Regions from separate parts of the Homo sapiens genome. Here region 2 is linked to region 1. Evidence: chromatin loops called from intact Hi-C (ENCODE). Cell type or tissue: endothelial cell of umbilical vein. All regions are shown on one strand. Each heading gives the region's core, and the rest is flanking DNA. Links, peaks and the distances in the headings are about the cores only.

Evidence for each region. Peaks named below come from ENCODE experiments on the same cell type or tissue, not always from the same donor. Only the 100,000 strongest peaks of a DNase experiment are listed, where the experiment ranks them.
Region 2: it touches region 1 in a loop (11-fold over the local background); 58 of 110 quality-filtered maps call a loop at or near these places.

The regions. Positions count from the first base shown.
Region 1 is chr3:197,493,232-197,508,044 of GRCh38, reverse strand. It overlaps LINC02012 (long intergenic non-protein coding RNA 2012), which reads left to right. Exons shown (of 1, transcript NR_145451.1): 1 at 1-2,783. Among named protein-coding and RNA genes, the nearest start is that of LINC02012, 9.0 kb to the left of the region's middle. RefSeq lists a silencer at 5,591-5,754. In endothelial cell of umbilical vein, for the core only: a CTCF peak has its summit at 5,902 (motif pointing right); a DNase peak (open chromatin) is centred at 5,934.
Region 2 is chr3:197,214,607-197,232,382 of GRCh38, reverse strand. The region is part of intron 4 of DLG1 (discs large MAGUK scaffold protein 1); the gene reads left to right. Among named protein-coding and RNA genes, the nearest start is that of MIR4797, 70 kb to the left of the region's middle. In endothelial cell of umbilical vein, for the core only: a CTCF peak has its summit at 8,206 (motif pointing left); a DNase peak (open chromatin) is centred at 8,172.

The DNA.
Region 1 (14,813 bases), core at 4,417-6,916:
AGGCCATTCCCGAGAGCAGGCTCTAGGAATTCAAAGACCAAGCAGGCAGAGCTGGATTCTGGAGCTGCCCTCAAAGGGCTTGAGGGTTATATGAGCGCCGTGCTTGAGAAGTTAGTGATGATTTCTGCTCAAAGAGACAGAGCAAGAGGGCTGAGGGGCTCTGGTGCTCTGGGGGAGATGAAACAACCCCACAGTATATGAGGCCTCTCTGGTGTGTGCGGGCACTAAGGAAGGGTGACTTGCGAGTGGCGCATTCGGAGGCACGGGGTGGGCAGCTGTTGAGCAAGGGACCAGGGCTGGGACAGGCTGCCAGGACCCCCACAACCCCAGGGGAGGAAAGGGGACTCAGCCATCATCATGCCTGACTCCCAGGCTCCCGGATGAGGAGCCTGCTAGCCAGGGCTTGAAGCCCTCCAGTGACAGGGGGTGCATTACTTCCTAAGAAGCCATTTCCTTGGTTCAGAAACGTTTATCCAAAGACTGAGCCGAAATCTACCACCTCACTTAATGTTTTTGGCACCTGGTTATGACCCAGACCTGCACAGAATAATTTAACTCTTCTGAAATAGACTTCCAGATATTTGGAAGTGGCCAAGTCAGGTTTAAGAGCTCAGGTCTCCCATTTGACAAGATTTCCATCTCCTCGCTGTCTGAACAGGTTTCAGCTGTGGTTATCCAATCCCTCATTCTTGATGACACACACCAGGCTGAATGGTCTTTAGAGTTCCCCTCAAGCCGCCAAGCGCTCTGAGACAGGTTTACTAGCTTTGGTGAGATGCTGACACTCCTCACATGCACGTGCCCCTCCCAACTACTCAAGTGAGTTCGTGGCAAATCTCTCATCTGATCTGCATAAACGGATTATATCTTAGGCGGTGCCATTGTCTGCATTTTACAAATAAGGAAACTGAGCCTCAGGGAGGTGAAGTCATTTGCCCAAAATCACAGAGCCAGGAAACGAGAGAGCCAAGATCCAGACCCCGCAAGATCCAGACCCCACAAGATCCAGACCCCGCAAGATCCAGACCCCTCAAGATATAGACCCTGCAAGATCCAGACCTCACAAGATCCAGACCCCACAAGATCCAGACCTCGGCTATCTGGCTTCTCTTTTTTTTGCGACAGAGTCTCAATCTGTCACCCAGGCTGGAGCGCAGTGGTGTGATCTCAGCTCACTGCAACCTCTGCCTCCCAGGTTCAAGCAATTCTCCTGCCTCAGCCTCCCGAGTAGCTGGGATCACAGGTGTGCGCCATGCCTGGCTAAATTTTTTTTTTTTTTTTTGTATTTTTAGTAGAGATGGGGTTTCGCTATGTTGGCCAAGCTGGTCTCGAACCCCTGACCTCAGGTGATCCACCTGCCTCGACCTCTCAGAGTGCTGGGATTACAGGCGTGAGCCACTGCACCCAGCCCCATCTGACTTCTATACCCGCAGCCCCTTCCTTTACCCTCAGGCTGCCTCAGTCTCCACACTGGGGCCCAGAGCTGGGCTGGACTCAGCGCAGTCAGAACCTCGCCTTGCACGTGGCGAAGGAGCGGCAGGCAGGCAGGCAGGCAGGCAGGCAAGCAGGACAGCCAGCTTCCTCCTAGTCCGCAGTTTCGCGGAGCAGCCTGGAAAGGGAGGCCCAGGCTTCCCTGTCTCGTCGCACGTGTGTCTGCAGTGTCTGTGCTATCTCCCAGGGGCCTGGATGTCGATGGAATGCCTGAGGGTGGAGAGAGCTGTGGCTGAGGCCTACCCTGGCGGCCTCAGCATCTGTGGAGATGTGTAGAGACAGGGAGAGTGAATGGGGACCAACCTCAGGAGATGCTGGGTCCCAGAAGCACCATGTGCTTCTCCTTTGGTGAGACTTAATTACTCTCTAAAATGTAAGGCTACTCCCACTTATCAAATTATAGATGAGTTTAATTACAGCACACTGAGTAACCACACTGGGCTCCTTCAGAAATAGCAGCAGGCTGGTTGCTCTTCTCAGCTTCAGCTGTAGCCACCCCAGTTTCAGGAGGAAGTGCCCGTGGTTCCTGGGGCCTGGAAGTGCCGCTCAACTCTGCTGCCAGACAAGTGCGGGCGTGGTGGACTGCACTGGGTACACTGCTGTACCGGCCACCACCCTCCGGCCACTCTCAGCCGGTGAGTGCTCTGCGGGGCCATCTGGCCACGTGTTCTGTGACTGGGTCATTTACTCTGCTGCAACCTCTCTTTCTCCTACCTACATCGTGTTCTGGATAAAGGTTTTGGCTCATAATGTCCGACCAGAGGTGGACAAAGTGGTGTGGGACCTGCCGTAAGAAACAGGGAGCATGGTGCGGGGAGAGAAGCCTGTGCCTTATGGAGACTCGGGGCACCTTCAGGAAGCAGGGTCAACAGCAGCAGGCCGCTAGGGAGTCGGGAGAGCTCGGTGATGTCACGAGGGGCATCAGACTCTTCCCTGCAGGCTGGCGGGACTGATGGGCTCTCGTTCCAATGGAGGTACAATGGGACTTCCGGGGCTGTGATGGGAAGGGCGGAGGAGCTGCCGATGGTCCCAGTGCCATATTAGTGTCACATTCTGAGGGGCAGCCCTGTGCCGGACGGCAGCTGCTACCTCTCCCTCTGCCCCTTTATTACTTGAATCTCTTCGTTGTGCCCTGTCTAGGCACGGTCGTCCGACAGCAGGCAGCCCACTGCCCTCCCAGAGCTCACTGTCTAGCCCAGGGTGACACAGGGTAACCGTGGGCATGACTTGGGCCGGGAAGTGAGAGGCTCGATTCCATCACATGTAAATAAAAATACTCATTTTCAATCTAACACAGTCTGTCTTCTTCCCCGCACAGCCTTGGAGCCCCTCATGGACAGCTGATGCGAGAGGTGTGAGTGGGCAGGGGTCTCTCCTTACTTAGGGAGTCCCATGACTTTGTCAAAGGAATAATAAAATATAAGGGCCCCTGGAAACCCAGAGGCCAACAACCTGAGGCTGCCAAGCAGGCGGTGCTGGGACTGCTTGGAGAATAACCAGGCAGGGGGCTCTGGATATGTGGGACTGGGCACGTGGTGTGGAGGCTGAGGGCAGAACCGGACAAGAGGCTTAGGCTGCACCCAGATGTGGAAGAGCGCACACCACTGCCAGCACCACGACAAGCTGGAGTTTTCAGCCCTAGGGCTTATTTTCTGTGCGGTTAAGTGTACGACGAAAGAAAACAGCAGAACATTAAAAAGAGATAGATAGGCTCTCGGGTTACTGCAGCAGAGAAAGAAACAGCACATCTGGAGGGTCCGCGCTTCTCCTGCCCTCGCCCCCCGAGGCCCTCCAATTCCCTCCCCTTCCCCGCCTCCTCTGGCCATGCAGCTGGCAAACCCCTCCCCGCTGCTATGTGCTTAGTGACAGTGGGGCCTTGGTCACTGAGGGTTAGTGACAGAGCTGTGTGTCTGGCTTTAGTGCCTGCTGGTCCTCTCCTCGCCTGTGTGGATTTACCTAGGTGGTCCCTGAGAAAGAGAGCCCACAGGTGATGCCCTGTTAGAGGTGAAAGAGACCTCAGAGACCCTGCAGACGGAGGGATGGGGACAGACGCAGGCCTTGCTGGCAACTGTGTTCTGGGTGAGGTCAGTTAGAAAGAACAGAAGTTTTGGAGCCAGATGCACCTAACTTTGATCCTGCTCTGCAACTTCCTGGTTGCATAATGCTGCCAAGTTATCTACTTTCTCTGAGCCTTAGTTTCTTTTTTTGGGCGGGGTGGGGAGGGTCACTAACACTAACACTGGGGCTGCTGCCAGCGAGCATTGCAAACCTCGATGTCTTTTTGTCTGTGATGGGGATAACCGTCTGTACTTTGCAGAGTTGTTGTGTAGATAGGTGAGTGGGTAAGCTCTCCAGCCCAGCGCCTGGCACAACGCGGGGACTCAGTAGGTGCCCCGGCTGCTGCAGTCACCGCCTAAAAAATTCTTTCCCGTCCCCACCCCAGCCTTTCTGAGAAATGCAGACACTGTAGCCCAAGGGTGTTCTAGAGGCACAGACAGAAATGGGGACCCACTCAGGGTTGAACCACAGCAGCCAGAGCCCACTTTCAGGCTCATCCTAGAGGCCTAGGGCAGAGGAGGGCACTGCCTTCTGCAGGCCCCCTTCCTGACTGCTAAGTGCAGAACAGACTCCACAGCCCTGCATCACCACCTGACTGGAAATCCCTGAAGATTTCCTGAGTGGATTAAGAAATTATTCGCCAGAAGGCCTTAAGCCTAAAAGCCTAGACAAGTCCATCCTAGACAAAGAAGGGGTTTTTTGTTTTTCTTTTTTCTGGAATACAAACCCTCAAAATCATCCAGGAGGATCAGCCCATTCATTCATTCAGCTTAGGGGAGGGGAATGGACCAGTTCTTCCTGCCCTGGTTATCTGTGTTTGGGATCTTCATTTATTTATTTTGAGACGGAGTCTTGTTCTTGTTGCCCAGGCTGGAGTGCAGTGGCACGATCTCTGCTCACTGCAAGCTCCACCTCCTGGGTTCAAGCAATTCTCTGCCTCAGCCTCCCAAGTAGCTGGGATTACAGGTGCCTGCCACCATGCCTGGCTAATTTTTTGTATTTTTAGTAGAGACGACGTTTCACCATCTTGATCAGGCTGGTCTTGAACTCCTGACCTCGTGAACCACCCGCCTCGGCCTCCCAAAGTGCTGGGATTACAGGTGTGAGCCACCGCGCCCGGCCTGGACTCTTTCTGTTAGCACTCAGTTTGTCCTACCCAGGCCCTGGCTTCCTGTGTTTTCTCTTTAAGCATTCAGGGTTGAGAGTGATCTATAATCAGGCTGCAGGATATCTATGGTAAGATTTGATTCCCAGCCTGAAGGAGTTCCCAGTCCTGTGGGGCTGAGGGCGTGAGGGGGTGGAGCAGATAGGACGCACCAACCTGGAGAGCTGTCACTCAGGACAGCCTGGGCTATAGTGGATGTATGAGCAAAGTTCATGGCAGCCCAGGAAGGAGCAGGAAATTCTCACTGGGGAGGTAACGGATGCTCCCTAAAGGAGGTTGTGTTTCAGCTGGGACTTGACAAGTGAAGAGGGTTTTGACAGATAGAAACAGGAGGTGGGGCACCTGACGGGACATTTCCCAGCTAGCAGAGCAGGATGAGAATGGCTTAGCACCTCAGGGGGATGGACTCTGAAAGGAAAGTGGATAATTTGGGGAGGCTTGAAGAACTCCAGCCCCTGGGAAGAAAGGGCTGTTAGGAGTGCCCCATCCCCCAGGACATTGTTCAGACAGCTCTGTCCTGTCAGAACCAGATCACTCTAAGCTGGACTGTGAAAGCCGTCCAGCCCCTTGGATCCTAAACGCACCGCACATGAATCTCCTGGGAAACTGGTTCAAAAACAGAACCAGTAAGTCTTGAGTGGAGCCCAGGAAACTTATATCTAAAAAGCGACTCAAGGCACAGCAAGGAAAAGGGGGGTCAGAGAAGACGGGGATGCTGCATCCCGAGTTAGTGACAGACCTGGGGCTAGGCCTGGGAGAGGGAGAGCTGGAGCACCTGTGGCTGTGGTTTTTTCTGTCCCCTGGTGGCTACTAGGAGTGAAACTCCGGGAGCAGAAAGGGCCGGAGGGCTTGTTTCAGAAGTGCCAGTGTGGGGAGATGCAGGCAAGTTTTCCTCCCCTTCTCAGAGACATCAGGACAGAGAGGAGACAGGTGTGCTGGGAGCCTGGCAAAGGCCAGATGGCCTGCTCGAGTGTTCTCATTAACAGGATGAAGAAGGGCGGAGCCCCCAGTGCAGATCCTTCCAGTTAGGCACTTGGATTGTGGCACTGGCTGGTGGCCCGGCCTTCCCACAATTTGTAGTTGTGTGTCCTGCAGTGGGCGACTCCACCAGGCTGTGCCAAGCCTGCCAGCTTGCTGTGCCCTCTGCCCCTCGGAGCTGCAGCTTTGCTCACTGTCCTCTCCTTGGCCAGGAGGGGGCAGTCAGCTGCCTCTCTAGTATCCCTCCTGCCTTTAGTGTTGAGGCTGGGACGCGTCAGGGAGGTGATTAAACAGGGCAGGGCTTTCTCAGACCCATGGCAAGAGGCCTAAGTTTCGGTTCCAGTTCCATGTTCTCAGTTGCAGACTGAGCCACTGGGGGTGGCTGAGGAGAAGCAGCATGCCCCCATCCCGGTTTTCTAGTGCTCAGGTACTTGGCTTCCAGGTGCCTAGCTAGCCTAGACAAGCTGGGACTTGGGGGCAGAGATTGCTGCATGTTCCTGATAATTCATTTTCCCCTTCTATAGGGATAGATCCACCAATGTTCAGCTGAGCACATGGCTGCCATAATAAAGACTACATTTCCCCAGATTCCCTTGCAGCTAGGGGGTAGTCATGTGACTATGTTCTGGCCAATGGGATGTAAGCAGAAATGGTGGTACAACAGTTTCCAGGAACCTTCCTTAAGGGGAGCTTATATGCATCTCCTTTGGCTCCTTCGGCACTTCATCCTGCAGCCTGGAACTTGGGATGCTGCCATCTTGGGCCATAAAGTCAAGATATTTATGACATTGCAACAAGATAGTGTTTGGATCCCAGACACTGGGGAACCACATTCCACCTTTGACCCCTCATTCAGATTTTATGTGAGAAGAAATAAACTTCCACCTTTTCTGCATTATTACAGTTTTGGAATTATTTCCTTGTATGCAAAGCAAATCCTAACTGAACCCCTAGTCCAGTTGGACAGGAGATGAGGAAGCCATCGCATACACATGGGGGCAGGAAGCCACATCTGATCCTAAGTAATAAGCATTTATTAAGTGCTTCCTACACGCCAGGCCTTGGGTTAAGCATGTTATATGCATTATCCCATTTGATTCTCCCAGTGATACTATAAGGCAAGATTTATAATCCCAATTTTATAGATAACTAAAATGAAGCTTAGGTTTAAATATCTTTCCTAGTTAGAAAGTGACAGGATTCAGAACCAGACTGTCTCTAACTGCTGGGTGCAAGCACTTACTGTTCCTCAGGCAATGAAGAGGGCTCCTGCCATGCTGGCCACAGCCTCCCTGACATCACCTGGGCTATGAAGAGGCAGCTCCTCTTTGATTGAAAGGAGAGATTCATGAGGTTGGGACTGAGCCAAAATTGAACACAAAACAGGCTGAGACAATAGGCAACCAAACTCTCATCCTTATTCTCTGAACAAAATTCTTAAACTTGAAATATTTTAGAGGGCTATTTCTCCTCCTTCTCCTTCTTCTTCTTATTTTTGAGATGGAGTCTTGCTCTGTCACCCAGGGTGGAGTGCAGTGGCCCAATCTCAGCTCACTCTAAACTTTGCCTCCTGGGTTCATGCGATTCTCCTGCCTCAGCCTCCTGAGTAGCTGGGATTACAGGCACGTGCCACCACACTTGGCTATTTTTTTTTTTTTTTGTATTTTTAGTAGAGACAGTGTTTCACCATGTTGGCCAGGTTGGTCTCGAACTCCTGACCTCAGGTGATCTGCCTGCCTCGGCCTCCCAAAGTGTTGGGATTATAGGTGTGAGCCACCATGCCTGGCCTAGTTCTTTTTTTTTTTTTGGAGATGGAGTCTCACTCTGTCACCCAGGCTGGAGTGCAGTGGTGTGATCTCGGTTCAAGAGATTCTCCTGCCTTAGCCTCCCGAGTAGCTGAAATTACAGGTGCCTGCCACCACACCAGGATAATTTTTACATTTTTAGTAGAGACGGGGTTTCACCATGTTGACCAGGCTGGTCTTGAACTCCTGACCTCAGGTGACCCACCTGCCTCGGCCTCCCAAAGTGCTGGGATTACAAGTGTGAGCCACCATGCCTGGCTTAGTTCTTCTTAATGAAAGTGTCCTCTCAGAAGCATCCCCAGTGAGACCACCTCCCGTTTAGTGGCTGAGCTAAGAAGACTCAAGACTCCTCTTCTTCCACCTCCTCCCTCTATCCCCACCTTCCTTTCTCTCTCCCTCTTCCTCCTCTCCTCACTCCTCCTGTTCCTGAGGATCATGGAGGTGGTACCAGAGGCTCCTTACGCAGCATGGCCTACCACCAAGTGGGCTTTTGTTAATCTGTTTAGCTTCAAAGATATCCATGAAGCAGCAACCACTAAATGTCCAAGAAATAATGGATTCCATCTGGGCAGCCAGGAAGCCTTGTTACTATTCCCTCTTCTACTACCAACTGGCCACATCGTCCAGGCAGCAAACGCCTTATCCTTTCTGGGCCTCACTCTCCTCATTGGAAAACAATAGTAATAATAATAACAGCAACATCTAACACATCTTTTTTTTTTTCCTCACAGACAAGGTCTGGCTATGTTGCCTAGACTGGCCTTGAACGCCTGGGCTCCAGCGATCCTCCCACCTCAGCTTCCCAAGGTAGCTGGGACTACAGGCGTAGGCCACCACACCCAGCTCACCAGCAAACAATCTGTTGAGTCATCCAGACTCACTATGTTCTAAACACTTCACAAGCGTTTATTCACTCATCCTTCCCAGGACCCTATGAGGGAGGTACTATTACTATTATGGGTGGGGAACCTGAGACACCGAGGTTTCTAAGTGGCCCAAGGTCATGCGTGCACCACGAAGTCAAAATGAGACTTGAAAGAGGACCTGGCAGCTGTGTTTAGTCACGGCCCTGGGTTAAATGACCTCTCAGGCAAAGTCTCAATGCAGTAAAGACAAAGTGGGGGTGCTTGGGTGGAATGGGGGTGGGGGTCTAAACCCTCGCCCTTCCTCCCCCCACCCGCCCTTAGGGGAGGGGCTCTCCAAGCGCTGCTCCACGTGGAACATTCTGAGAATCCCCCAGGGCCTGGGGCCGCTGGGGTGTGGGAGGGCGGGGAGAGAGCGTGCGCCCTGCACAGTGAGGTCGTGGCGCCCGGCACCTGCCACCTGTGACTGGGATGAAGGGCTCGATCAGAACCTGTCTGCCGGTTTCCCCGTGCGACGATTAACCACCACCCCCTCCATAACCCGTGTGTTTTCCAGGTGAGGAAAATCCCCACCGAGGAGAGCTGGGGCACGCGGGCCTTGCGCTCACCGCGGGCGGGTCGTGCGGCCCCCTTGGCGACACCCCGCGCTCCCCGGGCGCCCGCCCCAGGCCCAGATGCTGCGCGCGGCTCCCCCACTCAGCGGCTCCCTGGGAGCCCCGGCCGCCCCGGCGCCTCCTCCCGGCCCTTCCCGGCCCCGCGGCCTTGCAGCTGGCCGACCCCTCCCCCAGCTCCGCGCTTAGGGACGTGGGGCCCTGGTCGCTGAGGGTGAGTGACGCAGCCGTGCGTCCGGCTGTCCGCCCCCATCGGTCGTCTCCTCGCCTGTGCGGATCGCGCCGCCGTTCATGCACCTGTCCCGAGTGAACGTGGTGGAGGGATCTGGAGGTCTGACTCCTCACTCCCACCCCTGAGCTGTGGGCAGAAAGCCACTTGCAGAGCCCCGCCAAAAAGTCACTCTCTCTGGCTCGAGGCTCATTCAGGTGTCCTATGGCCACCGCTGAGAGACACCTGGGGCCCTCTGTGCGGCTGGGTCAGTCTCCCGCTGGCCACTGGCAAAGCCTGGCCACCAGTGCTCTGGGGAGACTGGAAGGGGGCCAGGGCTGAAGCAGCTGGAAGGAATGTCCATTTGTCCTGTTCTGCTTCACCTGCTTCTGCTTTATTTCAGAAAGGGGCTCAGTGCCTCAGGCACACCTTGAGAAACACCTCCATTTTCAAAGGAGACCATGAGTTTCCTGCTTGCCCAGTAAGATTTGTTTATTGCAACTATGTCAATAAATGGCCCCTATTTACCTATCCGCTAGCCCCTTTGTGAGCCTCCATCCTCTGGCTGTGTAAAAGACCCCTCAATGAAGGAACCTTTCCATTTTTCTCTGAAGCGCACCTGTGCCGAGGGTTAGCTCTGCGTTTGAAGTGGGTTTGCTTGTTTGTTTGTTTGTTTGTTTGTTTTAACCACTGGTTTATTGCCTGGCTTTGGTCACATTCCATCCCCTCTTTGAGCTTCATTTCCCCATCTGTGCCATAAATCAGCGGAACTTCCTAAAGTCCCAGTGATTCTTCAGCAGTATCTAGCCTGGGCATGGTGGCACCGTAGTCCCAGCTATTGAGGAGGCTGTGGTGGGCCCAGGAGTTGGAGGCTGCAGTAAGCTATGATCACACCACTGCACTCCAGCCTGGACCCCAGAGTGAGACCCTGTCTCAAAAAAAAAAAAAAGTATCTGACACGGAAGCGTTCTGCTAAAAATGTTTGAGTTTGAGACCCACTGGCCTAGACGACTTCACACCTGGGCCCAGGAATGTGTCTGCTTAGGTCTCTGAAAACTTTTCTCCGGGTTTCACCACCGTGATGCCCCTGAGTCTGACACGTCTTCTCTCAGAGCCTCTAGGCTGAGCCCAGCACGGCAGAACGGGGTGCATCATGAGGCAAAGGACCTGCCGCCCTGGGACAGCCCAGCTAGAGACGGGAATGAAATTACTCTGCAGAGCTCTCCTGCCTCCTGGAGTGGAGGACATTTCTATTACCATCCCCTCTCGTGGGTCCTCTGTCCAGGCCTCCTCTGTCCTGACTTCTTCTACAAGAGAGTGGAAATCCTTCCAGTGTAACAAGCCCGCCTTCACCTGCTCTCATTCGACACAGCAGCCCTATAGTGGAAGGAGGCACAGGAATTGCTTCCCCGCACTCCCGCCCCACTTTTTTTTTATGGAGATGGAATCTCACTCTGTTGCCAGACTGGAGTGCAGTGGTGCGATCTCGGCTCACTGCAACCTCCGTCTCCTGGGTTCAAGCGATTCTCCTGCCTCAGCCTCTTGAGTAGCTGGGACTACAGGCGTGTGCCACCATGCCTGGCTAATTTTTTGTATTTTTTGTAGAGGCGGAGTTTCACCGTGTTAGCCAGGATGGTCTCCGTTCCTGACCTCGTGATCCGCCTACCTTGGCCTCCAAAAGTGTTGGGATTACAGGCGTGAGCCACCGCGCCCGGCCTCCCCTCTTTTACAGATGAGAAAAAGGCTCAGAGAGATAAAGGGACTTGGACCAGGTGACAAAGCAAGTGTTTTGCAGCATTGTGTGAGCATCCTGGCATCCTCATAACGTAAAGAGAATAGGGACTCCCACCAGCTGGGAGAATGGTTCTGATGTGGTAGGAAGGAAAGAGGGTGACTGAGCTCATCCACTCTCTCAAACCTGCTGCAACAGCCAAAACAGGCATGAAAGGGTGGGGGGTGACTTCCTGGGGTTCCCTGGGGATCCTCTGAGTACTTCCCAGGGCTCCTGAGTCAGGACACTGTAAGAGATGGGGGGAGGGTCCTGGCAGCACCAGGCCAGAGGCAGGAGGGCCCTGATCCAGTGACTTCCCATACCCCACCCTCATCCAGCACACACACACACACAGTTGCCGCCGTGAGTGTCCTCATCCATGGCACCTTCCCTGACACAGGAGCATGAAGAAAATGGGCTGTGTGAGCAGAAGGGCTCTCCCTGCCAGCCAGCCCATAAGGCTCTGACAATCTCCTCCAGCTTTGCTGGCAGCTTCTTAGCTTCCTCTACTGTTTCCAAGATGGGCCCAGCATGTCCTCAGGGGACCCTGGGTGGAAATTAGTATTCTAGTCACACCTCCAGTGTCAGTAATCCCTTCTGCTTGGGCAGTACTTGGGAGTTTTCAAAGTACACTCACATCAGAGGCCGGCAAGGTAGGCAGGACAGACAGCAGACAGCAGGGTTGTCCCTATTTTATAAACTGGACAAAACTGAGACTCAGGGAGTGGGGTGACTTGTCCAAGGTCACAGCACATCACTGGGAGACCCAGAACTGGAACCTGGGCTGAGGGTCCTGCTGTATCCATTTCTGGCTTTGTCTACGGGGTTTCCGGCTCCACTAAGGCCATAGCAGCCTTTCTGGCCAAGATAAGCACTGGGTATCTGTCCCTATTTTCAGCATTTTCCCATGACAGGCAGCCCGTCTTATAAAAGCAAGGAGGGCGGCCAGTGGCTTATGCCTGTAATCTCAGCACTCTGGGAGGCCGAGGCGGGTGGATCATGAGGTCAGCTTGGCCAACATGGTGAAACCCTGTCTCTACTAAAAGTAAAAAAATGAGACAGGCATGGTGGCACACACCTGTAATCCCAGCTACTCAGGAGCCTGAGGCAGGACAGTTGTTGGAACCCTGGAGGCGGAGCTTGCAGTGAGCCGAGCTCATGCCATTGCACTCCAGCCTGGGTGACAGAGCAAGACTCCATCTCAAAAAAAAAAAAAAAAAAAAAAGGAAAGGGACGGGGGGCCCTGTAAGTGAAGAAAAATCATGCAACTGACACTCTCCATGCCCCAGCCGAGCCCGGCCAGCCTAGGAAAGTGGGTGTCAGGAAGCCTGAGGTCAGTGTTCAGCTCAGCAATCAATTCTCTGGGGGGTTTTGGTCAGGAGGAAATTTCTTTTTGAGTCTGTTTCTTCTTCTGTAAGATGAGATGAAGGATGAAAATCACTGTATTTAAACAACTCATATGAGAATCGCTTGAAAAGTTTGTACAAAACCCAGATCCTGGGGCTTCACAGCAGGCCGAGAGGATCAGCTCTGGGCTTGGGGAAATCCATGGGAACCCATGATGTGAAGTAGTCTCCTGGGTGATTCTGAGGCCCACTGACATCTGAGACCCCAAGACTTGATGGTCCCAGGGGCCTTCCCTGCTCTGACATCCGATTATTTGAGGTGTGGGAAGTGTGGTGAGTGCACTCTGGCTCTGATGATTTCCTCCCGTATTTTAGTCTTTGTAGTAGACTCAGGGTCATGGAAGTGGAAAAGTATCTTGAACAGATACTAGAGTGCAGTCTGTTCAGGAAAAGCACAACAAGTACCAGAAGTCCCGGGAGGGGTAGGGTTTGCATTCCCACGAGGCCGTGAGCCAGCTGTGGGTTCTTGGGCCTCCGACTGAAAGGTGCTTCCCAGGCCCCAGTCTGGGGTGTACCAGGTGTCCCACCCACGGACATGTCTCAACAATAGAATGATTTCTCTGCTGTGGCCTCCACCCAAGTCCATCTAAAGACTCTTCCTGGCTCTAGATGGTCACCATCCCCCTGCCGCATTCCTGAGGAGCCCCTAACTTTCAGGCCGCCAAAGTGGCGCCGTCCACTCTCGGAGTGTCTGCATGTGTGGCACCCACGTGCTTGGCTACGTGCAGAAGCCGAACATCACTTCCCTGCTGGCCCCAGACTAAACCAGTCATGGTTCTTGGCTGCAAACAAGAGAAACTCATTTTGGCTGACTTAAGCAGAAAAGGAATTTATTCAAGGATATTGGGTAGCATTGAGACCCACCACAAAGTTCTGGAGAACCAGGTTTGAAAAACAAATCTGGCTGCCTCCCAGAAAGACACATGCCATGGGGATTTCCCAAGACTAAAAAGGGAATGCAGGTGCTGTGCATCCCATGAAATGACAAAGGCCTCTCACATGTGGGTGCGGCAACCTGGAGGAGCCTACACCCCAGAGAAACGTTGGTGATGTTTGCTGTGGCTGTTGCCAACAACTGCATTTTCCTGTTCCTCCCTCCAGGTTTCAAATCCCATATGCATCTGATCTGGGAAGGGCTCTACCAGGAACCACCTCCTTTGCTCCACTCCATTAATCCCTCCTGACACTATAATCACGTTTCCCATGCAACCAGTTGAGCTGCCAGCTGCTGAACTCTGATCCCAGACAAACCCTTTTCCCCTGCACCCTCCACCACTCACACACAAACAACCTATCCCATGTCTCCCTAGCCTGCCCCACTTTCCTGGAAAAGGGACATTTGATCTCCAGAACCATTCACTGGGATCACATTTTTTTCTACAATAATTTTTCTGTCTAATTCAATCAATCAACAAATATTTACCAGGCATCTACTATGTGCCAGTTACTATGCCAGGGGCTGAGGGGTGAAAAAAACCACTGTCTTCATGGAGCTTAGAGTATCATGGGGACACAGAGATTGATCAAAGAATCAAACAATTATCTTATTATCAACTCTCAATACTATGAAAGAAATGATCACAAAACCTTGAATCTTTAGTAGGGAGATCTGATCTTGTCTGGGAAGCTTCCTTGGAAAGGTGACATTTGAGTTCAGATGTGGAGGATGAGTGAGAGTCGGTGGGAGGGAGGGAAAGGGAGGAAGGAAGGTTGGAAGAAAGGAAGGGTGGGCATTCTACGCAGAGAGAAAGCACGAGAAAGGGTTCTGAGTAGAATGAAGCCTGTCTTCTCCGTGAAATCAAAGCAGGGTGGCTGGAGCTCCCACTGGGGGTGAGAGGGATGGTGGTGCTGCCCGAGGCTGGGGAGGTAGGCAGGGGCTAGACCAGCAGGGCATCAGGCACACATGATGGATTTTAGTTTTTACCAAAGAGCAACAAAGAACTGTTAAAAATCATGTCAGGAGAGTTGGGGCCTGCAGTGTGAACAGATCAGAGACAGCAAAAGTGGATGAGGGGGCCTGTAAGCAGTCCAGGTGAGAGTTAATAAATACTGTCTTGGACTAGTGGCTGTATAATAGAGTCAAGAGAGCAGAGTCAAGACCTAGTTTGGAAGTGAAATTGACAGGACTTGGTGACAGGCAGAATATGGAGTGAGGTAGGGGTGAGGGAGACTGTGTGTCTAAGGTGACTCTGAGGTTTGTGGTGGATGGTGTTAGAGGAACACTCATTCCCCACTCCTCATGTTTCCTGGTGGAGGGTCTTCTGTTAGCGTAACAGCCCCTCGCTCCTTATATGATGGTGTATTAGGGAGGAGGAACTGGACTGGGGTGGCTCAGTGCCTTTTGGGTTTTCAGATCACCCCTGCCTGCCACAGACAGATGTGATCTCTCTGCTCTCTGGGCCACACAGTGAGCTTGGTGGGGCCGGCTGTATCCACCCCACACCCCTCAGAAGCCTG
Region 2 (17,776 bases), core at 6,679-9,178, 280 kb after region 1:
CCTTTTTTTTTTTTTTTTTTTAAGAGACAAGGTCTCTGTCATCCATGCTGGAGTACAGTGGCGTGATCATAGCTCACTGCAGCCAGAACTCCTGTGCTCAGTTGTCTTCCCCCCTCAGCCTCCCAAAGTGCTGGGATTACAGGAGTGAGCCACCATGCCTGGTCTTCTTTCACATTTTTATCACCCATTACTATGACAGAACAGTGCCACTCAGAGTAGAGTGGCAATCCAAATAGCTGTTTTTTGTGCTCAAATTTAGGTGATTGAGATTATACCAGGTTTCCTTTTAGAACAGATTTATAAATAGTAATACACAAAGCAAATTATTTGCATGAATTTGTTGGTGTTCCTCTGATTCTTATGCTCTCCATTGTGACCATGTACATTGCGGTTTCATGGTATGATTTGTATCTTACAGGTTTGCCCCATTATTGAAATTGTATGTAGTCACAGTTTAATTTGTTCATTTCTTCTAATTGGCTGTCTTCAACTGTGAAAGCAGCTGAAATTCTGTGGTTAATTGAAATCAGTCAAGGTAGTGCAGTTTGATCAAGAGTGAATGTTACTGCATTTGATTTGACATTAATTTTAATTTTCATTCAACATTTTATTTGGCAGAGTAGCATTTTAGTGGTTTTTGTTTTTTGGTTTTTGTTGTTTTGTTTTTTGTTGTTTTTTTTTTTTTAACAGGGTCTGGTTCTCTTCCCCAGGCTGGAATACAGTGGTGCAATCTTGACTCACTGCAACCTTCACCTCCCAGACTCAAGCCAACTCCCACCTCAGCCCCCCGAGTAGCTGGGACTACAGGCGCCTGCCACCATGCCTGGCTAATTTTTGTATTTTTTGTAGAGACAGGGTTTCGCTCTGTTGCCCAAGCTGGTCTTGAATTCCTGAGCTTAAGCGACCCGCCCGCTCGGCCTCCCAAAGTGTTGGGATTATAGGTGTAAGACCACACCTGGCTGTATGTTAGTATTCTTACAACAAAATGTAATCAGTTGTATGGTATTTTTGCTAAATCAACTTTGTAAGCCTACTTATAACAGAAATGTCCACATTATTGTGGGCTATTCTTTGCCAGACAAATTGATGGCAAATTCATAGGTATCTAATGTCACTGCTTAATTCCTGCCGTTTCAAAAAGACAGCAAATAAGCAAACCACAGCATTAATTCTTCACGTAATTTAAGAAAAATAGTGTTTCTCTAACTCCATTAATCATTTAAATCCCATATGGTTCTCTTACAGCAGTGTGATCTAGCTGCATTTCTTCACTGTTAAGAACTGTTAGGCGCTTCTGTTGGAGATAGTTTCTAATGTTGAAATTATCAGTGAATGTTCATTAATTCTTCATGTTGAAGCTGTCACCATGGAAACTTAGGTGTTATAGCAACTAGTTATATGCTATAACTTACTTAGCATTAAGATGATTAAATAACATACTATATGTAAAGCAGTTGGAAGAATCATGGAAAGCAATGTCATTTCTTAGCAGATACTACTATCATTTTATTCTTGTTTTTTGGCAAGTGTGAAAATTAAATTCAAATATTCTTTAAGATGTATACTTCTGGTCTTGAGATGTAACATCACTTTGTGATCTTACCTAAGTCCTCTGCTCTGTAGGAATTACAATTGTTTACATAAAGATGCTATTACTATCTTTGGTATGAAACTCAAATATTTATCAATAGATTTACCATGATGTTTTGAAAATCAGTGGGATTGGGGACAGTGACATGTCAAAATCATCTAGGAATTAAAAAAGAAAAGCACAACACTGCTTATTTAAACACTGCTGGTCTACAAGTTTAGCTTCTTTTGGACTTAAAAAATTTGTTAGCTTACCCTTGTTTTATGATAGTAACAATAACTCAGCATTTGTTTGATAATGAGTTAATATATAATGAAAAAATTTCATGACTAAATAGTTGGATGTTTTTACTATATTGTTTGATCTCCAGTTAATGTGACAGGTGAAGGAGTTTGGTTGGGTGTTGCTCTTGTATTTTAACCCTTTTATAAGATTTCAGTTGACAGTGAAATTTTAAACATGGAACTGTAATATGTAATATAGGTAGTATTTATTACCATATATTTACTTAATAAATTCATATTTACATTTGTTTATTATATAAATCTAAACAGGCAGTTTTGAGTAGTGCAAACATTTTGATAACATTAATCTCAGCATCTTTTTTTCCCTCTATTTTGTTATACAGTACTGAGAAAAATCCAATTTAAACAGATTAGTAATTGAAAACTGTTTTAAAGCTTGCCTGATAGCCTTAAATTGTCATTCTAGCAGGTAGAAAGAATAGTAAGGACTTTGGACTTGACTCGCCAAATATCTAACCTTGGCTTGCATTTATTAATTGTTGAAAATGAGCTTTGTAGTCAGACATGATTCCCATTTCTGCTAGCTGTGACACCATGGATAAATTATGTGACTCCTCCAAGCCTTGAGTTTCTCTCATTTATCAAATGGACGTTATAATACTTTTTACCTCGTAAGAGGTAGATCATATTTGGATTAAGTAAGGTAATTACATGTGTTAAAGTATATCCAAATAATCATATTTGGATTAAGTAAGGCGATTACGCTTGTTAAGGTATGATTTTCAAAAAAGCAAAGTTCTTAGGCAAATGTAGAATGAACATGTGTCACAGATTGTATTCCACTCACTTGTTAATGAGAGAAATAGTAAGATGTTAAACTTGACCAGAGTGCATTTGTTATCTAAGTATTTATAGGCAATGTTAATAGAAGATTGCTGAGTTAGATAAGAAACTGATTAATATCCAACGAGGCCAGGAATTTAATCTTTGTGGTTATCTGGGCAAAAATTATTTGCTTCTCTATTGAATAAAAAGCTACAGGTTAACATATATAACTTCACTGTCTAGGACTTTTTTTTTTTTTTTTTTTTTAAGAGACAGGCTGTCACTCTGTCACCCAGGCTGGAGTGCAGTGGCTCAATCATAGCTCAAGCAGTGGCTCAAGGGCTCAAGTGATCTTTCCACCTCAGCCTCCCAAGTATTTATTTATATTTTTTTTAGAGATGGACTCTTGCTGTGTTGACTAGGCTGGTCTCGAACTTCTGGCCTCAAGTAATCCTCCCACTTTGACCTCCTAAAGTGCTGGGATGGGACTTCTAGTAAATAGTGTGTTAAAGTGTGCATTCCCCTAAATTAGAATTTCTCAATTTAGGCATCCTTGATTTTTGGGCTAGATCATTCTTTGTTGTGGAAAGCTGTCCAGTGTGTTGTTATAAAATGTTTAGTAGCATCCCTGGCTTCTACCCACTAGATGCCCGTAGACTCTTTTCCTCGATTGGGCAGCAGACATTGCCAGGTGTCCCTGGGGGCGCAAAGTTGTTCCATGTTGAAAACCATTGCCCTGGATAATCTTGAACAACCTTTGTCTCTATACAGCATTGAACGTACTACCAATTTTTTTGCCTCTTTTTCCAAGCTTTTGATAATTTTTCTGACACATGAAAGCACTTTGCAGAATGCCTGACTAGTAGTAATTATTAAATGACAATTGCTACTGTTAATAATTATTTATTATTATTACTTAAATATTGTTTCTTAGGTAGTTTGATAGGTACTATTTGGCTGAATGTATCTGGGATATTGATTTGTTAGATAACATCATTAAAAAGCAGAACAGCCTAAGACACTTTAGTGCAAATCTATCAGATCCACTCAGAGTTTCAAAATAGTCAAAATTAGTCATTTTTCCTGGTAGGTCCCAAAATCAAATGCATGTTTTTTATACTGTCTTCTGCAGTTTTAGGTATGGTAAATTTTGACCCAAAATGTATACGTTGAACTCATTCATTCAGTTTACTAAAAAAACAGACAAGAAACACTGGTTAATTCCTAGTAATCATTAAAATGATCATAGCACAATATTATCATAGTTGAATATATTACATGTTTATTGTGTAACCAACTGAATAAGGCAGACTGTATTAAGAGCACAGGCTAAGTGGACATGCTTGAACTTTGCCTGACATTTTGTTCTATTAGACATGTGCCAAATAATGTGCTTGCTTATATAGTTTTAGGGGAGCAGACATGTCTGCACAGAACTGAATTTTATTAAGACTCAGCGTGTACAACCTACATGATCAATGAGACAAATCCTCCATGTGCACAAAAATTGGAGAAGTTGTATTTTGAGATTGACACAAAATGAGTTTACTTGGTAGTATGGATAAATAAATTGTTATAGATAAACACCAGTATTAAAACTTGTTACACATTTGTGCTTCCAGGTTTTTAAAATTAAAATTTGTAAATTTGAAAATGAAAGTTTTAAAATGAAAGAACATTGGTGACACCTCTGAGGCACTGCAGTGAAAAAGGCTGAGAACCACAGCTTAACAACTATGGCTCTGACTTAGTAAATGTATTTTTAAATATAAAGGCTTCTAAGGAGCACAGTTTACTTTTTCTTGCCCTAGTTACAGTTGACATTTGACTTTTCATTTAAGTTCCACAAGTCATGTGATTTGCAGTTATTTACCTGTCAGGGTAATTAGATTGGAGAACCAGCTATTTCCTTTACTGTTTTAGAAATGTAACCTAGTTTTTTCTCTCTCTCACCCCTTATACAATTACATAAGTAGGAATGGAACAGAATAGAGAATTGTGTAGGAAATTGGAATTAAAAGTGTTCTTGAGCAGGTTTGGAATTAGAGTTATGGTTGGTGGTAAGGGAATTTTTGTCTTTTGGCACGCTGTTTCTGGTGTATAGCAAAATATAGTATACTTTTCCACAAACAGCTTTGCTTACTAAGCATACAGAGACCAGGCTGTTGAGTACAAATATATGAATTGATAATTTTAGTTTTGTAAAATTGTTCTTGTTTTTGTTTTTTGTTTTTTTGGTTTTTTTTTGAGATGGAGTCTCACTCTGTCGCCCAGGCTGGAGTGCAGTGGCGCAATCTCGGTTCACTGCAACTTCCATCTCCCAGTTTCAAGCTATTCTCCTGCCCCAGTCCCCCAAGTAGCTGGGACTACAGGTGCGTACCACCACGCCTGGCTAATTTTTTTGTGTTTTTACTAGAGACAGGGTTTCACCATGTTGGCCAGGCTGGTCTCGAACTCCTGACCCTCAGATGATCCACCCACCTCGGCCACCTGAAGTGCTGGGATTACAGGCAGTTTTGTAAAAGTTGACAGTCTTCATTAGCAATTATATTTCTTAACTGCAATATAGATGTAGTACTTAGAACAACCCAAATAATAGTGGAAGAAAGAAAAGATAATTACATAGATGAAGCAGTAAATATTCCTTTGTGTGTTATTTAGTATTTTACTGGCATTTGTTAATTCAGCTTTTGAGTTTCAATAAATACTGTCCATTTAAATTATAGCGAAGGTACTGCATAAGATGTAACATCTGTGTGCAAGATTTTAAATATAAAATACTGTAAGAATGACATTTTCACAGTATTTTATTTGTTGCTTTGAATGTAATTAGTTAATGATAGCTTTTCTGCCAAAGGGTTGATTAAAAAGCCAAAGCACAGAAAATAATATTTGAAAGAGTGGATAAATCAGTGATATGTCGGTGAGTTAAACTGCTTGACTTTCTGCTTTTAAACTTTCCATATGGTATAGATATACATCAAAATTGGTTCAGTAATGTTTTTCCAGATTTTAAGTGATTTTGATGTATTAGAAAATACTGAACTTTTTTTACTGTCCAAGTTTAATTTGTAATTATTCTACTTAACTTTGCCAGATGATTGATTTTTGTTGTTGTTGCTTGAATTGTTTATAGAGAGGAATCAAACTACAAAATGTGATAATTGAGGTACTCTTTTTACCATTAAAACTATATTTTAAATCAGACTACAGTGTTTAGTGGTGTAGTAAGAAAGCATCACATATGACAAGCTCTGGGCTCATCTCTTATTGAACCGTGTAATGAATCCCTTGCTGCAACATCTTTGCCCCTCCCCCAAAGCAGCCAGCATATATTTGAGCATAGTGGCTCTGCTCGAGTTGTATCTTATTCTCATGGAGGAGATAGCAGAGCTTGTACTGCAGCAAGTGGAGCTCTGTGGTGAATCCGATGCTGGATTACATTTTAAGGATATTAGCAAGGCCCTGACAAAGTGGTGCTAAATGAGCACTTTCATTCTGGTAATTTGACTATAATTTTAGTGAAGCAGTTTTATTATGCAGGAAAAAGAAACAGCATTTTAATTCCAATCATAGTATACCGACCTGATCTCTGCTGTGGGGGTGGAAACAATGAAGAATGCAACATTTTAATACAATTTTTTTTAAAAAGAATGCTTTGGATCTAGATTAAATGTTCAAGACAGTCAGCAAACAACATGCACAAAGGCATTTTTCTGGAATTTCAGTCTTGGATCGATTTAAATGCTCAGGGTCTGAAAAAATGTCTCCTAGCATCAAAAACTTGGATTGCTTTTCTCCGATGTTATGCCACTGTAAAGTAGCATGCTCCAACAGCACAATATCCTTAATGTTTGGATGTAAGGTGGGTTTGAATAATACTTCCTTAAAAAGCTTGGTTTTAAAATCCAATAGTATTTCAGCAAAGAAATGTAATTTAGGTTAGATGGTTTGATTGACTTTAATTCATGTAATAGATTCCTGTCCTTTGTGTGTCTGACATGAGTAAAGAATTGGTCTGTGCACAGTTAAGATATAGTAGAAAAGGATCTGATTTTTATGAAAGCTGCATGTAAAATGTCATTTTCCATTAATGAGGATTAATTATTGACTTGGTTTTTATGTGTTGCTACTGTGGAGAATTAAGTGTACAGGAAACACCATTGATACGCAGGACTGGAGATGGTTTCTGACATCACTTTGATGGAAGAAACTGCTTGTGGCAGTTTTAATATTTAAACTAATGCCATAGACTTTGATTTTGATACTAAATTGTGTTGCTATTTAGATTGTATAGAGGAAAGAAAGCTTTTGAACAAAATAAACACCAAAAGAACCATGACTTTACTACTCATTTCCTATAAATGAAACTGGTTAATTTAGTAATGTGTTCTATATAAATAAAATGAATGTAGTTTGCCTTAAAGATGGTTATTCTTATATAAAATATTAGATGGAACAAAGAGCGGGTGCATTTTTACCTGATTTCTGCAATCAAAAACAACATATGCTGAGGCAGGTAGATCATGAGGTCAGGAGATCGAGACCGTCCTGGTTAACACGGTGAAACCCCGTCTCTACTAAAAAGTACAAAAAAATTAGCTGGGTGCGGTGGCGGGTGCCTGTAGTCCCAGCTACTTGGGGGGCTGAGGCAGGAGAATGGCGTGAACCCAGGAGGCGGAGCTTGCAGTGAGCCAAGATCGCGCCACTGCACTCCGGCCTGGGCCACAGAGCGAGACTCCATCTCAACAACAGCAACAATAAAAACAACATGTGGTTTAAAGCTATTTGTAGGAAGAGAGCCCTCTAACGTAGTATTTGGGGGAATAATTACTTATTTTGAGGTATTGTTTTGAATCGAACTTTTTTTTCTTTTTAGTTTTTGTATGACTGAAACTTTTCAATTGCTGATGTGAAGAGGTCTCAAATTGCTAGCTGATTAAATTAGGCTGAAAGGTTGTTAAAGAATATATTGCTTTTCTGGTCACCCAAGCATTTTTCCCTCTTTACATTAAGTTCTTTGTTTTGTCAGAGAATTCTTATTTTCCTACTGAGATTTCAGAAATTTTCTGAAATAGGAAATGGAAATGATTGCACAAGAAAAAGTATGCTGCTGATAGAAACAGATTTTTAACAAATTTAACATTCGTATTGGTTGTTAAACTATGAGCCAGTAAAAAATTCATATGCATTGTTTAAATAGCTAAGGCTACATTTTTTTCCCCTAGGTGTTAAGCCTGTTTTTTCATGTGGTATGTACAACAGAGTGTTTTAGGAAAAGGATTTTAAATTTTTTAAGGAATATTTTTATAAAGCTAATCACTGTAAAAAATGTTCCTCCTTATATGTAGGTAAATTAAACATCTTATGTATATAAGATGTTTCAAAATACTATTATTATAAAAGGTTTTAAGAAGTAACATGGCATTGCTCATGACTAGTCTGATAGTCTTGGTGGACTTTAAAGTCCTCCCCTATCCTCCACTCCTTTAAACCACTTTGGATGCTGTTAAATTCATTGCACAGCACCACTTGAGGTTCTTGGTTGCCCTCTGGTGGGAAAATGAAGAAAATATTGTATTGAAAATGTCACATAACTTGGTAATTAAAGATAGTTAAAAGGGCATCTAAGTTATATGTTTACAATTTAGGAAATCATTAGATACTTTAATTTAGGAAATAAAAAGAAGTGGGTTATTTTGGGGCTTAACCATTTGTGGATAGAGTTTTTAAAAATTGTTTTCCAAAATGTTTGAATTTTATGGCAGGTAGTACTGACAAGAGACGTGTAGAAATATAGTTTCTAAGACTACAGCATCCTAGTCACATTTTTCATTAGTGTATTTTGATAGATGCAAAATTTATTAAGGCTTTGTGGTGAAACTGACAAGTAAATTAATTAAAAATTTTAATATGTGATTAAAGAAGAATACACATTGGGAATTATACCAGAATTATCCCACAACTTCTAGTTAAAACATTTCAGAAATGGCTTGAGACAATAAGGGTAAACACATCTTTCTTTCCAGTGTATAAACTAATACCAGTATTGCCTGTGCAAAAAGTTTATTTTCTAACAGTACTTCTAATGTCAATTAATAACTGTTTACTTCCTTAATTTGTATGTAAACAACAAGTAATCTTACTATGTAAATTCCAAATCACATTTAAAACTAAGCTGAATATTTTCATTTATGGCAATGAGCTTTTGAAAAGGAATAAAAACACCACCTTGTTTGTTGGAAATTAAGTATCTTTAAAAAGTCAGTTTTCTATGGGACTAGAGTTTACCTCTTAACCATTCTGTTCTTTATGAGACATTTATCCAAGAAGGTTACAGTAATAGATTATCATGAAGAAGCAATATGTTTACTATAGAATCTTGGAAGTCCCCATGTGTGTCAGAGTGAGAGTGTGCATGCGTGTGTATAATTGGAGCAGTATCAGCAAAACATGAGTTAATTTCTGGTGTCAGTCTCTGTGGAAAGAAGCCTGTTTAATCTCTCATGTCTCGCGTTAGAACTCAGAGAAAGGACCTTTGGGAATGTGAGGAGAATGCAGAGGACATTCAAGTTCTTAATGTAGAGACTATGAAGCTGTTTAGGAGGCAGTTCTTTAGGGGTGGATGTGAACAGAAATTAGCAAAATCATAGTGCCTCTGAAGGTATGCCAACTCTGTAGTGTAGAATTAGCTATTTCAAAATAGTAGGCACAGTGAGGCCGGAGCCTAAGGTCCCTAGGAGGAAATGAGGTATGTGACGATCAGAAACTTATATTTTGTGAAGCTAGTTAAAGTTGTTTGTTTTTTTGTAGTATCAAGCTCTTGAAAGTTCTTGCCTTTACTAACTGCCCTAAGAGAAGCCGTCAGAATGCTTTTTGTAATAAAGCATTAAAGTATGTTTGGTGACAGCAGTAATTGAAGTGAGAGAATCCCAGAGGGAAGGCAGAACACCCAGTATAAAGTCAGGAGTGTTTTTTTGGGTGTCTTCTCTCTGCAGGGAAATAGTGTAAGGTGTTAAAGCCTTGGCGATTCTATTTTATTGGAAAAGGTACTGTTCCCACTTAGCTGTGTTTCTTGGCCAGGGATACAAGTAGCTTCAGGGACTTGTTCGTATCTCCTTGCTATGTTGCTTCATATTCTTAATGATTTGTTTTTTGCTGTTAAGAGATAATTGGGTGGAAAACGAGAAGACCTATCTTACAATTACATCATTTTCCCCACTACCCACCCCACTTCTCCCTGGGTGAAATATGCTTAAGATATTTGCAAATAATAAATACTAAACTAACAATGACTTTAAACAAATGGACCCCTATTTTTTCCTCATTATAGTCAGCTTGGAAATATGCAGCTGCTACAGCTGTGGACATCTTTTTTCTTGGGCTTTGCTTCATTGAAAGATGTCTGTTGCAGCTCTAGTCATAAAGACGGGGAAAGGGTGGAAAGGGGAAAGGAGTGTGGTTTATGAAGCTAGTAGATGTCTGCGTATATTTCATTGATTAAAACTGTGTCACACGGACTCTCCTAGTAGTAAGGGAGAGTTGGAAACCTAACTGCAGTCAGCTGTTCGTATCCATGGTTCTGCATCTGTGGATTCAACCGACTGTGGATCAGAATTCGGGGGAAAAATTGTGTTTGTACTGAACGTATACAGACATTTTTTCTTGTCATTTTTCCCTGAGCAATACATTATAACAACTATTTACATAGCATTAACATTGTACTAGGCAATGTAAGTACTCTAGAGATGATTTAAAGTATATGGGAGGATGTACATAGGTTATGTGCAAATACTACATACACCACTTTATATCAGGGGACTTGAGTATCTTCAGATTTTGGTCTCTTTGGGAGGTCCTGGAACGTGTCCCCCACAGATACCAAAGGATGACTGTACAGTATTTAGCTTTTATAGCCTCTATATTAAACAAAAGCAGGGAAAACAGATTGTAGTGTTGGGCAAAGCAATCTACAGTGTCTGACCTAATGCATACAGGCAGTATTTTTACTGAAGTCGGATTAATTTTAGAACTTGTCAAGTAATGTGTCTGTTTAGCTGAGATAAAGCAGAAAAGTGCAACTGAGGCTCTCTCTTCACACATCTAGTTGGTAAAATGTCTACATAAAGGTTGAAACATAGCTTTATTGAGTGTTTGCTTCCTGTTATGTTTCTTTTTTTTTTTTCCTTTTCTTTTTGAGATGGAGTCTCACTCTGTCACCCAGGCTGGAGTGCAGTGGTGCAGCCTCGGCTCGGTTCACTGCAACCTCCACCTCCCGGATTCAAGTGATTTTCCCACGTCAGCCTCCCGAGTAGCTGGGATTACAGGCGCCCGCCACCACACTCGGCTCATTTTTTGTATGTTTAGTAGAGATGGGGTTTCAATCAAGTTGGCCAGGCTGGTCTCGAACTCCTGACCTCAGGTGATCCACCCGCCTTGTTCTCTCAAAGTGCTGGGATTACAGGCGTGAGCCACCACGCCCGGTCCCTGTTATGTTTCTTTATCCTTCTCACTTCTTTGTTCCAGCCTTCAGAAGCAAAAGTAAATATTGCAAAAGAGCTACCATTACACTCAAGTAAAAGGAGTATGCCCCTTTGCTTTTAGGGTATGGTATGTGGTATGTAAGGTTTCCTTGAAACAGTTCACTGAGCACTAATAGGTAACTTAAGATATTCTTATTTAAGAATACTGTTTCAAAAAGATTTCAAATTGAAAAATACTGTGTAATAAATAATGATCAATAGCAGTTTGCTTGTTAGAATTGGATTAGAATAATTTTTAACAGTAATTAAGGTTAAATGCCTTTTGATATTAAAAGCACAGCCCTCCTCTAGTATCTTCCTTCTTCTAAGATGAAATGTACTTTCTCATTTCTGTGCTACCAAACCTTTACATTGAGCCAGTATCTTTAGGGTACTGTTCTATTTTAAAGTCCCTTTTTATTGACTTCATGGTTTCTCCAAAGGAAAAACAGTATTCTTCAGTGACTATGGGACTCTAGCTAGTTCCTCAGTCTTTCAGGATGGTGTATTAAACTCCTTTCTTTTTCTGCTGGATAGGTGGGGTACAAAGAAAAAAGTCCAAAAACTCCTTTCTTAAACTGAATGAATTAAATAATTTTTTCATATATTGGGAAATAGTTTCTATTAGCATTTGCTGATAGCAGTGGCCCCATAATATGTCTGCAGCTAGAAATAGTTGATTATTGTTCTCCTATATCCATTTAGAACTACACTGTGATATATATTATTAGCCTTTTCTTTGAAAATCTAGTACATTACATTTTGGAATGTAATTTTTCTTCCTTTAAGAATGTACTTATTTTTGAAATTTTCTTTTTCACACTTTATATACTTATAAAATTTTCTTTTTATAAATGGAAAGTCGTACGTTTTAAAAGAACATTTTATTTTAAAACAAATACCACTTGGTTTAAATATATAACATTGAAGCAGTGAAATCATTTCAGGAAGTTAAAATAGGGTATGTGTCTTTCTAATTTTTATGAAGAAAATTATTGATTAATTTATTCATTGATTCATTCTCTCAGTAATTAAGCACCTGTGCACTAGGTATATAGCAGTAAACAAAGGAAATCTGCCCGTAAGGCATTTATGTACTAATCATGTTACCTAGTGTAACTTTTCTCTTATTAATTTAGAAATTCTGTCAGTGGAGACGATGGAATAAAACTTTTTAGAGTATTAAATTCTACAGTGTACATAGTAATGTTTTTTAAAGCTCTGTATTAGTTGGCTAGGGCTGCCATAACAAAAACTGCAGATTTATTGGTTGGCTTAGACAGCAAATTTAATTTCTCAGTGTTCTGGAGGCTGAAAGTCCAAGCTCAAAGTGCCGGCGAGATTTCCCAAGGCCTTTCCTCTGTGCATGGTGAGATTTCCCCTGAGGCCTTTCCCCTCAGCTTGCAGATGGCCACCTTCTTACTGCCTCTTCACGTGGCCTTTCCTCCGTGCATGCATATCCCCGCTGTGTCTCTCAGTGTGTCCAAATTTCCTTCTTTTGTAAGGAAACCAGTCAGATTGGACTACCACACCCTAATGGCCACATCTTAATCACCTTTTTGAAGTCCTTGTCTTCGAATAAAGATACATTCTGAGGTACTAGAAGTTAGGACTTCAGTATGTGAATTTTGGTGGGGAGGGCGGGGGACATAATTCAGCCAGGGCTTATTAGTAAAGGGAGAGCCAGGGCTTTAAGTTGACAAGCATGTGAAAGAGGTTTTGAATCTAGGCTTTGATGATATATCACATTTTTGTAAAACATTTTATTTATAAAGTTCACTGAGCATTCGTAAATTAGGTTTGAACAAATCCTATCATCAAGGGAGATTGCCAAGTGAATAAGTAAAGGTGATGTGGTTTAAGAATATTCAATGTTTAAATTACTTGAATTTTCAGATTAAGAAAGTCATTGTAGCCTCTGCTTCTCAATTTGGCCACCCTATGCCTATTTGCTACTACCAAAGAAGAAACATCTTGAGCATGTGTTTGAGAATAGAGGATAGGTAAGAGGACAGTGAACGTTTTGGTAATCTGAGTTTTAATTTCTTTTTTTTTTCTTCTTTTTTTTTGAGTCCAAGTGTCACTCTTGTCGCCCAGGCTGGAGTGCAGTGGCGCATCTCGGCCCACCGCAACCTCTGCCTCCTGGGTTCAAGCGATTCTCCTGCCTCAGCCTTCCGGAGTAGCTGGGATTACAGTCATGCACCACCATGCCTGGCTAATTTTGTATTTTTACTAGAGACGGGTTTCTCCATGTTGGTCAGGCTGGACTTGAATTCCCGACCTCAGGTGATCCGCCCGCCTCGGCTTCCCAAAGTGCTGGGCTTACAGGCGTGAGCCATCGCACCCGGCCGAGTTTTAATTTCAAAATGCATCTGTGTGTGTTTGATGACTACCTGTGTTTGAATTAATATAGGTCTAAGGTATGTTGTGTTAAGTGGGCTTTTTATGGGTTGGCTTTAGGAACCTAGTCATAATTTACATTGTTATTTTAAATTGTTCCAAACAAGCAAAAATTACTGATTTTTTGAATATAGCCTATCCATCAATAGGGAACGGTCTCTGTAAAAACATCTCAGACAGCAGGAGAAGTTATAGTTCCTGATTGCTTATTAGTCTTGCAGAAGTAGAAAATAATAACTTGTTTGATAGTACGTTTTAAGGAATGAAGCAGTTGACTGTGTTTTCCTGGACTTACGGTCCAAGAGTGGGTTTGTTCTGACAGTATAGCTGTGTTTTTTAAGAAAATGAGTCTATTTTAAGCTGTCTTTGGCACTTGCTGGAGATAAAGTACATAAAAAAGAAACCTTCCCTTGAAGTTCATAGCCATTAAGAGATGTGATAAGCAAACCACTGGGAACTCCTGGCAGAAGCCTTTTTTTAGGCTTCCTCATTGGTTTTAGAGAAAAGAGCAATCCATATTTGACATATTTCACAAATTTGAAATGTAAATTATGATGATTATAAATTTCATCATGCTCTTTTCATCGTTTTTGTAAGTGTTGGATATTTGCTATACAGACTGCCTCGAACACTTCTCTTAGCTGACAGTTACTTAACCCACAGTATCTAGAAGATTGTTCATCATTCTTTGTCACTTTTTATCTTACATTGCTGTTCTTTTTATTTTTAAATAATTGAAGTTGTTTGTAAATAACAGAAGAATAAAGGAGTAATGAAAAATCTTTGTTAGAAATTTTAATTAGAATCTAAACATAGCAAACCCAATTTTTAAAATCAGCATTACTGGGATATAATTCACATATAATAAACTACACATATTAAAAAAGTACAGCGTCTTTAAGTGTTGACATCTGTGTACACCTGTGAAACCATCACTATAATCAAGATGGTAAATGTATCCATCACTTGAAAAAATTTTCCAAAGCTGCTTTTCAGTCCCTCCCTCCTGTCCTTCCCTGTTCTCTTCTCTCCCAGACAACTACTGGTTTGATTTTTGTCATTATAGATTAGTTTGCATTTCTAGAGTTTTATATAAATGGAGCCATAAAATATGTTCTATTTTTAAGTCTGGCTCCTTTCAAATTATTTTGAGATTCATCTGTGTCCTTGCCTGTATCAGTATTTCCTTCCTTTTAATTGTTGAGTATTATTCCATTGTATGTTTATAACACATTTGTTTGTGAAGATGTTTGTACCCAAAATGTGTGGTATTCTTTGAATGTAAATAACCACTCATCAGCTGCCCTACATGAACATGAAATATATATCCATTTTGTACATACTGATTCCAAATTTTAATAGGTTTTGTTTTTTCACTTGAAATCAAAACATAGTTTACAAACTTCGATGGTTCATAATCTTGAAGTAGGGAGGACATTCATTGTTCTTGATCCATAATTGGAAAGCATTTCATTTTCTGATTAATCAACACCAATTAGAATGATCAGTCCATTTAATTCTTTATTTTTGTATCATCTGTTTCCTTTCATCCACCTTTGTGTACTTATCTACCTTCAACAGTTGTCAGCTTACGGACAAATTATGGTGTATCACTATAAAAAACGAGAGCATACTCTCACATATACTCTTAGGATACTGGGATGGTCCAAGTTCTTGTCACAAAAAATTGCATGATTAAGTCCTGTTTAATGACTAAGTGGATGAAAATGCTACATTTCCTTTAAACCTAAGTTGTTCACTCATCTATTCTTGAATTTGAGAAAATTCATTTAGAATATTGTCATGTGAAGACTTGTCTCCGATGTTACTTCTACAATTAAATTCGCCATTGTCATTAATCTACAGTGTTGCTATCTTTATTTTCATTCATATTTTGATCAGCTAGTAGTTGTAAAATATCTCTCTGTCAGTTTTCTTCTCTTTGCCATTAATGGTGGTGTTCACAAAAAAGTTAACATAACCTAAACTGCTCTCTTTGAAAAGGCCAGCTTGTAAGGTTGGCTGTTGACTAGTGTCTGGAAACTTAGATTTCAGAAGGATTCCTACCACTAGCTGATCAAGTCGCTTACTGTGCCTAAACTGTTTATACAAAATACTATTTCTGCCGAATACCTCCTTCTGGGAGTCTGAAATTTTGTCATGTGCTAGGTGCCTATGTGACCAGCCCACAGTGAAAACCCTGGGTCCTGAGTCTCTAACAGTCTTTCATGGTAGACAGCATTTCACATGTATTGTCACAACTTGTTGGTGGGTGAATTCAGGAAATCTTATGTGACTCCATTGGGAGAGGATTCTGGAAAGTAGCTCCCAGTTTCCCCCAGACTGCCCCATGTGCCTTTTTTCTTTGCTGATTTTTGCTTTGTAGCCTTTCGTCGTAATAAATCATATCTGTGAATATGACTCACTCTCATAAGTCCTGCCAGCAAATCATTGAATCTGGGAATAATCTTGGGAATCTTTCAACGCAGGCCAAAAGTTAAAATTTTTGAATTCTTAACTGTGTTCAGCAAAAGCTTAAGTAAAAAAAAGGAGAGACTTACCAAGTTGGTGTCTGAAGGATGATGGAATAGTGATGATTTATTTCCAGATAGAATGAATTTTATTCATATGTAAAAAAGTAAATTTTCTCTTTGTTATATGAAATATCTTAAGAAAGAGTAACAATATTGGAAAAGCAATCTTTAAAATATTTAGAATTGCTTTTAATTACCACCCTCTGCCCCATAAAAACTAGAATTGGGTTCAGTGAACCCTAGTGGTATACAAAAGTTTGACAGAGTATGGTTTCTTGGTCATTTGCATGGCATTTAAAATTTGCCTTTATTCAATATTGAGTAGATACAAACTAATAGGTATAAAATATATGTAGGTATAAAGAATTGCTACATAATATTAAAAATAATAAAAGAGTAATACCTGTTTCCTTAGAAGTCCCCTGTTTGCTCTCCTCAGATTCTTTGTCATTCCTTCCCAACTCAGTAATAATTCTGAATTCTATATTTGGTATTCCTTGCTTTTTTAAAAAACAATTCCTGAACAATAAATTGTTGATTTTGTATATTTTTGAACCACTGGGTAATGTTGAATATAGTTGTTAGAGATTTTATGGCTTGTGGCTTTTTGGTTCAGCACATTAGGATATGTTCATTTTTTATTTTTCTTTTCTTTTTTTCTTTCGTAACTCTGTTAACTGACCGTTATGTTATCTTCTGATGAATAGAATCAGTTGGTAATTTTAATGTCAAATTACCAGTGTTTTCTGTTTAGGTTTACACATTTCTTGTCTTGTTTTGACTATCCTTACATACTAGAAGTCATAATCTCCTATGTAGTATTGTCTTCTAAAAGTTTTATATTAAATCTTTTCACATTGAGATCTCAAATCTGCCTGAAATTTTTGTTTTGGTATGATACAGGAGTCACATTTCATTTTTTCTAATGGATACTCAATTATCCCAGTCACATTTATTGACAAATTCTTCCCATTTTCCCCATGATATATAATGTCCTTCATTCCCACATGTGAGTCTGTTTCTGAACTATTACTTATGTTCCAGTCATCAGCCTGTCTAACCCTGTGCCATTACGCATTATCTTAATTACTAAAGCTTTAGAATAATACCAGTTTTAATTGTATTTGTATACAAATAGTAATATCATTTGTAAATAACAAGTTTCGCTGCTATCACACAAAAATAAAATTCCTGAGTCAAAGGTTATATGTATTTAATATTTTGATAGTGTTAAATTGCTGGCAAAAAGTTACTTTCATTTATGTTTTTACCTGTATTAGAGTTTCTGTTTTCCCACACCTTCATCAAAACTAGGTATTATTGGGCATTTGTGGTTTTGTGGGTATGCCCAGATAAAAGTGATAGATCATTGTTTTAATGTGCATTTCTTCTTGAGTGGGAGGATGAACATCTTTTCATTGTTTATTGAGTATTTGTAATTCTTTATACAATGAACTGCCAGTCTGTGTGTCTTGCTCATTTTTCTTTTTCGTTTTTTAAAAATTGATTTGTAAGACTTTATTATAAATTTCAAAACTGGCCCTTTTGTAATGTACTTGAGCTCTCCCTCCTCCTACCCCTCCCCCCAAACTAGTTGGCATTTTCTTTTTAAGTTGGTGACACAAAAGTTTTAAATTTTATGTATTCAAATTTATTAGT